Linked DNA regions of Mus musculus: region 1 is linked to region 2. A link is a contact called in ENCODE POLR2A ChIA-PET data. All regions are on one chromosome and are shown on one strand. The core of a region is the stretch at or near the end of the contact, and the rest is flanking DNA. Distances in the headings are between cores, read along the strand shown. Region 1 holds the start of Zfp61 (zinc finger protein 61). Region 2 holds the start of Zfp235 (zinc finger protein 235).

Region 1 (3,622 bases), core at 959-3,458, 170 kb before region 2:
CACAAGCAGTGCCTAAGACATCATATGCCTTCAGTAAACTGTTAAGCCAGCCTTGAGAAAGACAGTCACTTGAAAAATTTTTATTCAGTCTGCCAGCTGCAGTGGATGCAAAGCATGGAGTTTCCTGAAGAGGCTAAAGGAGGAAACAACATTTAATTCATATATGGTCTCAGAAAAATTTCCAAAAGAGGGCTGGAGAGATAGATGGCTCAGTGGTTAAGAGCACTGGCTGCTCTTCCAGAGGTCCTGAGTTCAATTCCCAGCAACCACACGGTGGCTCATAACCACCTGTAATGGGATCCGGTGCCCTCTTCTGGTGTGTCTGAAGACAGCTACAGCGACAGTGTACTCACATACATAAAATAAGTAAATCTTTAAAAAAATTCCAAAAGAATTAGAAAGCAAGAAAAAGGAATTGCATATTTAAAATAATCAATCTATTTTTATGCCAAAAGTGGTTTCTGAGTCAGCTATGGGCCACAGTAACTATCTCCAACTTGAGTCTAAAGTCAGTGAAATAAACACGGAGCTCAGTTGATTGAAAAGAAAATGATGAGAAACAAGCTAATGAAATAAAGGCAAGCTCTCACTGTATAGGCAACAGCTTCCATCATTTCTTGTAAAGAAGCAGGGACTGAGAAACTTCAGGAGACCAAGGAGAACAAAGCCAGTTTTGGCGGAGAAGGGGCCGGGGGCGGGGCCGGGGCGGAGCTAGTAGAAGCGAAGGGGCGGGGTAGAGGAGAAGGCAGTAGGGACAGAAGGAACTCTGAGACAGCTGAGCCAGGAGAAGCTGAGCTGAGTAGACAGGCAGAGCCGATGTTATAGCTTGGAGCGGTTAGAATGGGGAAAGCCGGAGAAGGACTGTTTACGCTGTTGGAAAACTGAGGGAGGAGTGGCCGGGAGAAATGTTTGAAGGGGCCTGGGCTGGAAACTGGAAGGAGGGAGTTAAGAGAATGGGTTATGCTGTGAAACAGCCAGCCATTTACATCTAGAATTACTACTACGTTGATCAATGGTAATATATTTAACTTTTCTAAGAGCAACTTTAAAAAATACACAGCTGTCCGCTTTGTATTCTTGCCATCAACATGCGATAGTTCAGTTCTCACATGTTATCATTTTCCCCCCACAAGGTAATTTGCCTATATCCATTTCTTTAAAAAAAATTCTAAAGATAAACATGTCCATGTTTGCTACTCTTATTTCTATTGAAATTGCTGAACCATGTTTGAATCTTCACTCCTTTTAAAAAGTTGGCTCTTGTGCTGGGGTTTATGAGTTTTCAAGGGCTGGCAAGGTGGCTCAGCAGGTAAACACTCCTGTTGCCCAGCCTGACAACCTGAGTTGGGTCCCCTGCACCCACATAGTGACTGCAAGGAGATTTACTCCTGTACGCTGTCCTATGACTTCCTCATTTGCGCTGTAACTGTGAGACCCCGAGCGTTCCCCCAAGCCCGTTTTCCCCGATCTCTGGGGATACAGCCAGAAAGAAGCTCTTTGTTCTCTATAGCCAGCAAAAAGCTTTTTTTTTTTTTTTTTTTTTTTTTTTCTGTGCCTTACAACCAGAGATGCGATAATTGTAGGAAGACCTAGCCAGGCCCTTGCTTGGCTCCCTGTGCCAAGGACACGGAGATAGACACAGGAGAGGAGCTATAGCTCACTCCCCCACCTCGCCAGAGAAGAACTGTTGCCAACTCTCCTCCCAACTCCTCCCAATTCCTCACTTTTCCTTTAAAAGACCCCCCCCCTACTGTTACCTCTGGGGGCCGAACTCCCCTGCCCTGCGCGGTCCTCAGCTAGCTGACAATAAAGCCTCTTGTGGTTTTGCATCAGGTGTGGTTTTATTGGGGTGCCAGCTCATCCCGGGACTTGAGCGGAGGTCTCCCCAGTTTCGGGGGTCTCACATAACATGCACGCACGCTCCCCACGCATGCATGAACACACCAATAAATGATTTATTTTATTTATTTATTTATTTTAGTATTTTGGAAAGTTTATTTATTCACTCACTTATTTATTTATTTATTTATTTATTTATGGATGTTTTCTCTGCATGTTTTGTCTGTGTACCTTGTACATGCAGTGCTCGAGGACGCCACGAGAGAGCGACGGGTCCTCCGGAGCTGGAGCAACTACGGTTTTGAGCTCCGCAGTTAGTAGCGCTCTCCGCACCACGTCATCTCTCCAGCGCCAAAGCCTATACGTCCTAAGGCAGACATCCTCCAATGTAAAGACGTTGCTGTCCAAGACTTTCTTAGGGAGTATGGGAAATGAAAAACAACAGGGAAATCCAATACGGGAGGATGGTGCTCCTCCCCTAGCTTCGGGACCGGCCACCCGCGCCTCTGCATCCTCACTTCCGTTACCACTGAGGGAGCCGAGCGTCACGCACGGTTTCTCCACGCGGAATTCTGGGAACTCGTCGGCTTCAGGCTAGCCTGTAGCCATCTGTCCCCCTGGATTTGAGTTATTTTAGCCAGGAACCTCCAGAATGACCCGCTAGATGCTTCTGAGATCGACAGCAATTGCGTCTCGGGTGAAAAGGAAGGAGCGAGGTTTGAAAGGTAAGGAGCAGCGGCGAGCTCCGGAGGGAGCGTCCTGGTGCCTGCAGGCCCTCGGCGCGAGCGGCTTCTGCAGTGCCCCCGCCCCGCCCCGTCCCCGCAGCCCCCTCTCCCTGCCTGCAGCCCTCTCTCTCCCATTCCGCAGCTCCCCTCCCCTCCTGCCCGCAGCCCTCTCCTGCCTTCAATCTCCTTCTCTGGTCCTGCAGCCCTTTCTTGCAACCCACTCTCCCTGCCCTCAGACCCCCTCTTCCGGCCCGCAGCAGCCCTCCCGCCTGCAGCAGCCCTCCCCTTCTGCAGTTTCCCTCTCCCCTCGTTACCCCCCTCCCTCCCTGCAGCCCTCTTTTCCTCTCTGAAGCCCCCTCTCCCTTCCTGTAGTCCCCCTCACTCCTGCAGCCACCTCCCTCCTGCAGCCCCCCTCTCCGCCTGCGGCCACCGCTCCCCTTCTGCAGCTCCCTCCCTGCTCCCGCGGCGCCCACCTTCTCCACCCCCTAGTCGGCTCTGCTTCTGCCCCTGCCGCACTAGCAGATCTCTCTGTGCATATCTTGGGTGTTCTGCAAAAGACAGACATTAGACCTTCCTAGTAGCATACTTGGAGAGAAAAAAAAAAAAAAAAGGATGGTGAAACACTCAAAACTGCCTGGCATGCAGGTCTCATGGAGAGACCATAGTAATACTTCATCCAGTTCTTGGCCGTCACAGTTGTGACCCATCTATGACCTTTAGAGGAAGGAGCTGGCTGCTTGCAGCAGGTACTGGGGCAGGAACTGTGAGATGTAATGTAGGGAATTTTATAATTTTACAATTTTTGGTTTCCCTGCAGCCCTGACTTCCCAAAAAGCAGTGCTGGAAGCCATAAGTGACTAAGATTGGCTGACGCTGGAGGATGTGTGGGTCGTACACCTGGGATTAACTTTTATTAGAGGTGAGTCTATACAGAGTGTTGTGCCCAGATGGCAGAAACCCCGAAGAGACCACCAGGCACCACAACTCGGAAGCAAGCACACGAACATCCTTGTCCTACTTTGAACTTGGGCCACAGACCTTCCCGATGGGACAGGAAG
Region 2 (3,478 bases), core at 131-2,630:
GAACACTGAAGTCTCATTTTATATTATATTATAAAAGCTAAAACTTCAACTGCTCAGCTATAGGAGCCTGATTCAGCAGCAGAGGCAGAGTCCCTGAATAGAATCCTCCAGTCACAGGCTGTGGGAGTGATGGTAGAGCACAGGGTGTCTGGGTCACTATTCTACTGCTATGAAGAGACACCATGATCAAAGCTTGTTTCAGAGGCTTAGTCCATTAACATGGCAGAAAGCATGGCTCCCTGCTATTTCCAATCATTCAAATACATAGATGTATGGGGGCCACTGTTAGTCAAACCATCACACTCTGCTACCTGTCTCGATAAGCCTTTGCCCATATCATAATGCCAAATGCGTTCAGCCCAACTTCAAAAGTCCCCACCATCTATTGCAATCCCAATATTTTTTAAAAATCTAAATGTCAAACTTTTATGATACTCATGACAATCTCTTCATTGTAATTCCCTGTAAAATCAAAATCAAAAAGCAGACCACATAATCCAATGTGTTATGGCATAAAATATACTTTACCATTTCTTAATGGGAAGGCAGTATAGTGAGGAAACACTGGACCATAGCAAGACTAAAAACCAAAGGTGGAGGCCAAACTCTGCATCTCCATGCTGATGTCAAAGCACTCTTCAGATGCTTTACTCTTTCGGCTATGTTGGCTGTAACACACTTGTCTCTCTCAGGCTGGTTTCACCTCAGTCTGCAGCTCTCTGCAGCTGGGATCCCATAGTTCTGGCATCTTCAACATCTTGTGGTCTCCGACATAATCCAGGTTCACAGCTTCACTCAATGCCCTCTCTTGGCCACTATGCAGGAACTCTCCTATACTACAACTGCCTTCAGGGCATTTCCTTCATTACTAAGGGAGGCTCAAGAACCCTTTTCTTGTATCCTTGACTCTAAAGCCAGAACCAAGTGTTTCTTGTATCCTTGACTCTAAAGCCAGAACCAAGTGGCCAAAGCTGGCATGTTCTGCTGCTCGATGGTCTGGACCTTGGCCCCATCCGATTCTATGTCCACTATCTTTCTGGAACTGATGGCCTTCCTCGTGCTGAAGCTGGAACTGATGGCCTCCCTCATGCTGAAGCTGTACTGATGGCCTCCCTCATGCTGAAGCTGGAACTGATGGCCTCCCTCATGCTGAAGCTGGAACTGATGGCCTCCCTCATGCTGAAGCTTTTCCTCTTCCTTCTCACAGGCTGGAGGCTTCGCTGGGTGGGGTGTTGCCCTGAGGTCAGCACTCCCTTTATAGCATTCAGAATCAGGCTTTTCCTTAAGCCTTCACGGTGCTTCTTTTCTCCTCACACTCCACACTGCATAGTTCTTTCTGTCTGGCTTGCTCCTCCTCATGCTGGATCTCCATGAGAGCGACTGCTAATAACCACAAGACACAGTCAACACAAGGCTGTCTGGAAATCTCCCCTGCTTATGCCAGTAATACAAAACTCATCAACTTAGCTTCAGGCAGATTTTTAGGATGAGGACAAAAATCACCCACTTTTTTTCCTCAGTATATGACTAGAATGGTTTAGGCCATGTACTGTTTGCCTCTGAAACTTCTTGAGCTGCCCCCCACCCCCAGCTCAAATTGCCCTTGTCTTGCATTCTCCTCCTAGGATGACCCACTAAGCTCTACTAATCAAAAAGCACTTAATAATTTTGTAGTGGAAAGTCCTAAAGTCTTCCATATTCCTTCAACAAACAGCATGGTCAGGCTTGTCACAGCAATACTCCAGTCCCTGGTACCAACTCCTGTCTTGGTCACTGTTCTATTGCTTTGAAGAGATACCACAAGTCCAAGCAACTCTTACCAAAGGAAGCATTTAACTGGGGGCTGGCTTACACTTTCAGAGGTTTAGTCCTTTATCAGAGCAGGAACATGGCAGCAGGCAGGCATGATGCTGAAGAAGTAGCTGAGACTTAGATCCTGATCCATATGCAGAGAGGCAGAGAAAGAGAAATGGACTCACATGTGCTTTTAAAATCTTGATGCTCATACCCAGTGATAGACTTTTTCCAAGAAGGCCACGCCTGCTCACCTTTTAAATCCTTTCAAGGAGTTCCACTCCCTGAAGACTAAGCATTCAAATATATGAGCTATGGGGGCATTCTCAGTCAAACCACAACCTGCCTAGAATCCCCCAGTGAAGGGCTGGGAGCCTGGCTCAGTGGTAGTACTGACACCTGACGTATGTGACTCCTGTATTTGTGCCATAATTACTCTTCTTCTTCCAAACATGCACACACACACACACACACACACACACACACACACACACACACACACTAATTGGAAGCAAAGGGTAAGTAAAACTGGAAAAGCTGTTTTCTTGAGTGCACCAGAAGCTAGGTTTGAGAAACACTGGATTTAACTCATAGCCAATGCTGTGTCCTTGGATATTCACCACCCATACAACCTACAGATACAACAAAAAAAGAAAACCATTTATTGATTCTCACAATAAAAGCAAAGTGCCATATTGAAGCCGGCAAGAAGACTCCATACCAGCTAGCCTGACCTCTTAGTGTGGCAGAAACAAGAGACCCTGCCCGTGGCCTGCAAATGCCTTGGCAGGTACAGGCCCGGGGACCTGAGTTCAATCCTTGAAACACACACAGTGGAAGGAGAGAGCTGACTTTCTGTAATTTACATCTGCCTCTACCACAGGTGCTGCAGCACACTGGTGTACACACACACACACTCACACACACACACACACACACACACACACACAGAGGCATGCAAACACAAATTAATAAATAAATACATAAATAAAGTAAATGACATATTACAGGAAGACGGCTTACTTTGTCTCAGCGAGTTGACAATCCACTTCTGAGCCAACCATGCTGCAGCCACATGTCAGCTTCTTGCTTGGAGGACAGTTCAACTCAGTGCTACTCTCTTGTTCCATCTCCCTCCCTAAAACATAACAAAACCATGTCCATTTACCATGGAGTCTCAGGATCTGCTCTAGCTTGTAGCTCAGGTTATTGACCTAAGTCTAGAATACTGTGTCAGAGACAAGAGTATGGACTGTGTTTACTCCACTGTTATACACCCATTCAATCCTTCTTAAACAGGTTCAGTGTGTGTGTGTGTGTCTGTCTGTCTGTCTATCTGTCTGTGTCTGTGGGTACAGGTGCCCTTGTGGGCTACAAGTGGATGCCAGATCCCCTTGGGCTAAAGTTACCTGTGATTTGTCAACTTGCAGGGAAGAGGGAGCCTCAGCTGAGGAGATGCCTCCATGAGACTGGGCTGTATGCAAGTTTATGAAGCATTTTCATTATTAGTGGTTGATGTGGGAGGGGCCCAACTCACTGTAAACGGTGCCAGCCCTGGGCAAATGGTCCGCAGGTATATAAAAAGGCAAGCTGAGCAGTCAGGACTGGCTTTTGATCCCAGCACTCGGGAGGCAGAGGATGGAGGAATCTGTGAATTTGAGCCCAGACTGGTTTACACAGTGAA

What was found. ChIA-PET counts read pairs that join two places held with the same protein, here RNA polymerase II (POLR2A).
Region 1: POLR2A ChIA-PET joins it to region 2 with 11 read pairs in Patski. The contact joins the promoter of Zfp61 here to the promoter of Zfp235 in region 2. POLR2A ChIA-PET finds 5 or more read pairs at or near these places in 3 of 5 experiments (Patski and embryonic stem cell).

The regions. Positions count from the first base shown.
Region 1 is chr7:24,298,135-24,301,756 of GRCm38, reverse strand. Zfp61 (zinc finger protein 61) reads left to right here and starts at 2,208. Exons shown (of 7, transcript NM_009561.2): 1 at 2,208-2,564; 2 at 3,382-3,483. Zfp94 (zinc finger protein 94) reads left to right here. Exons shown (of 6, transcript NM_001199321.1): 6 at 1-53.
Region 2 is chr7:24,130,274-24,133,751 of GRCm38, reverse strand. Zfp235 (zinc finger protein 235) reads right to left here and starts at 1,380. Exons shown (of 5, transcript NM_019941.3): 1 at 529-1,380.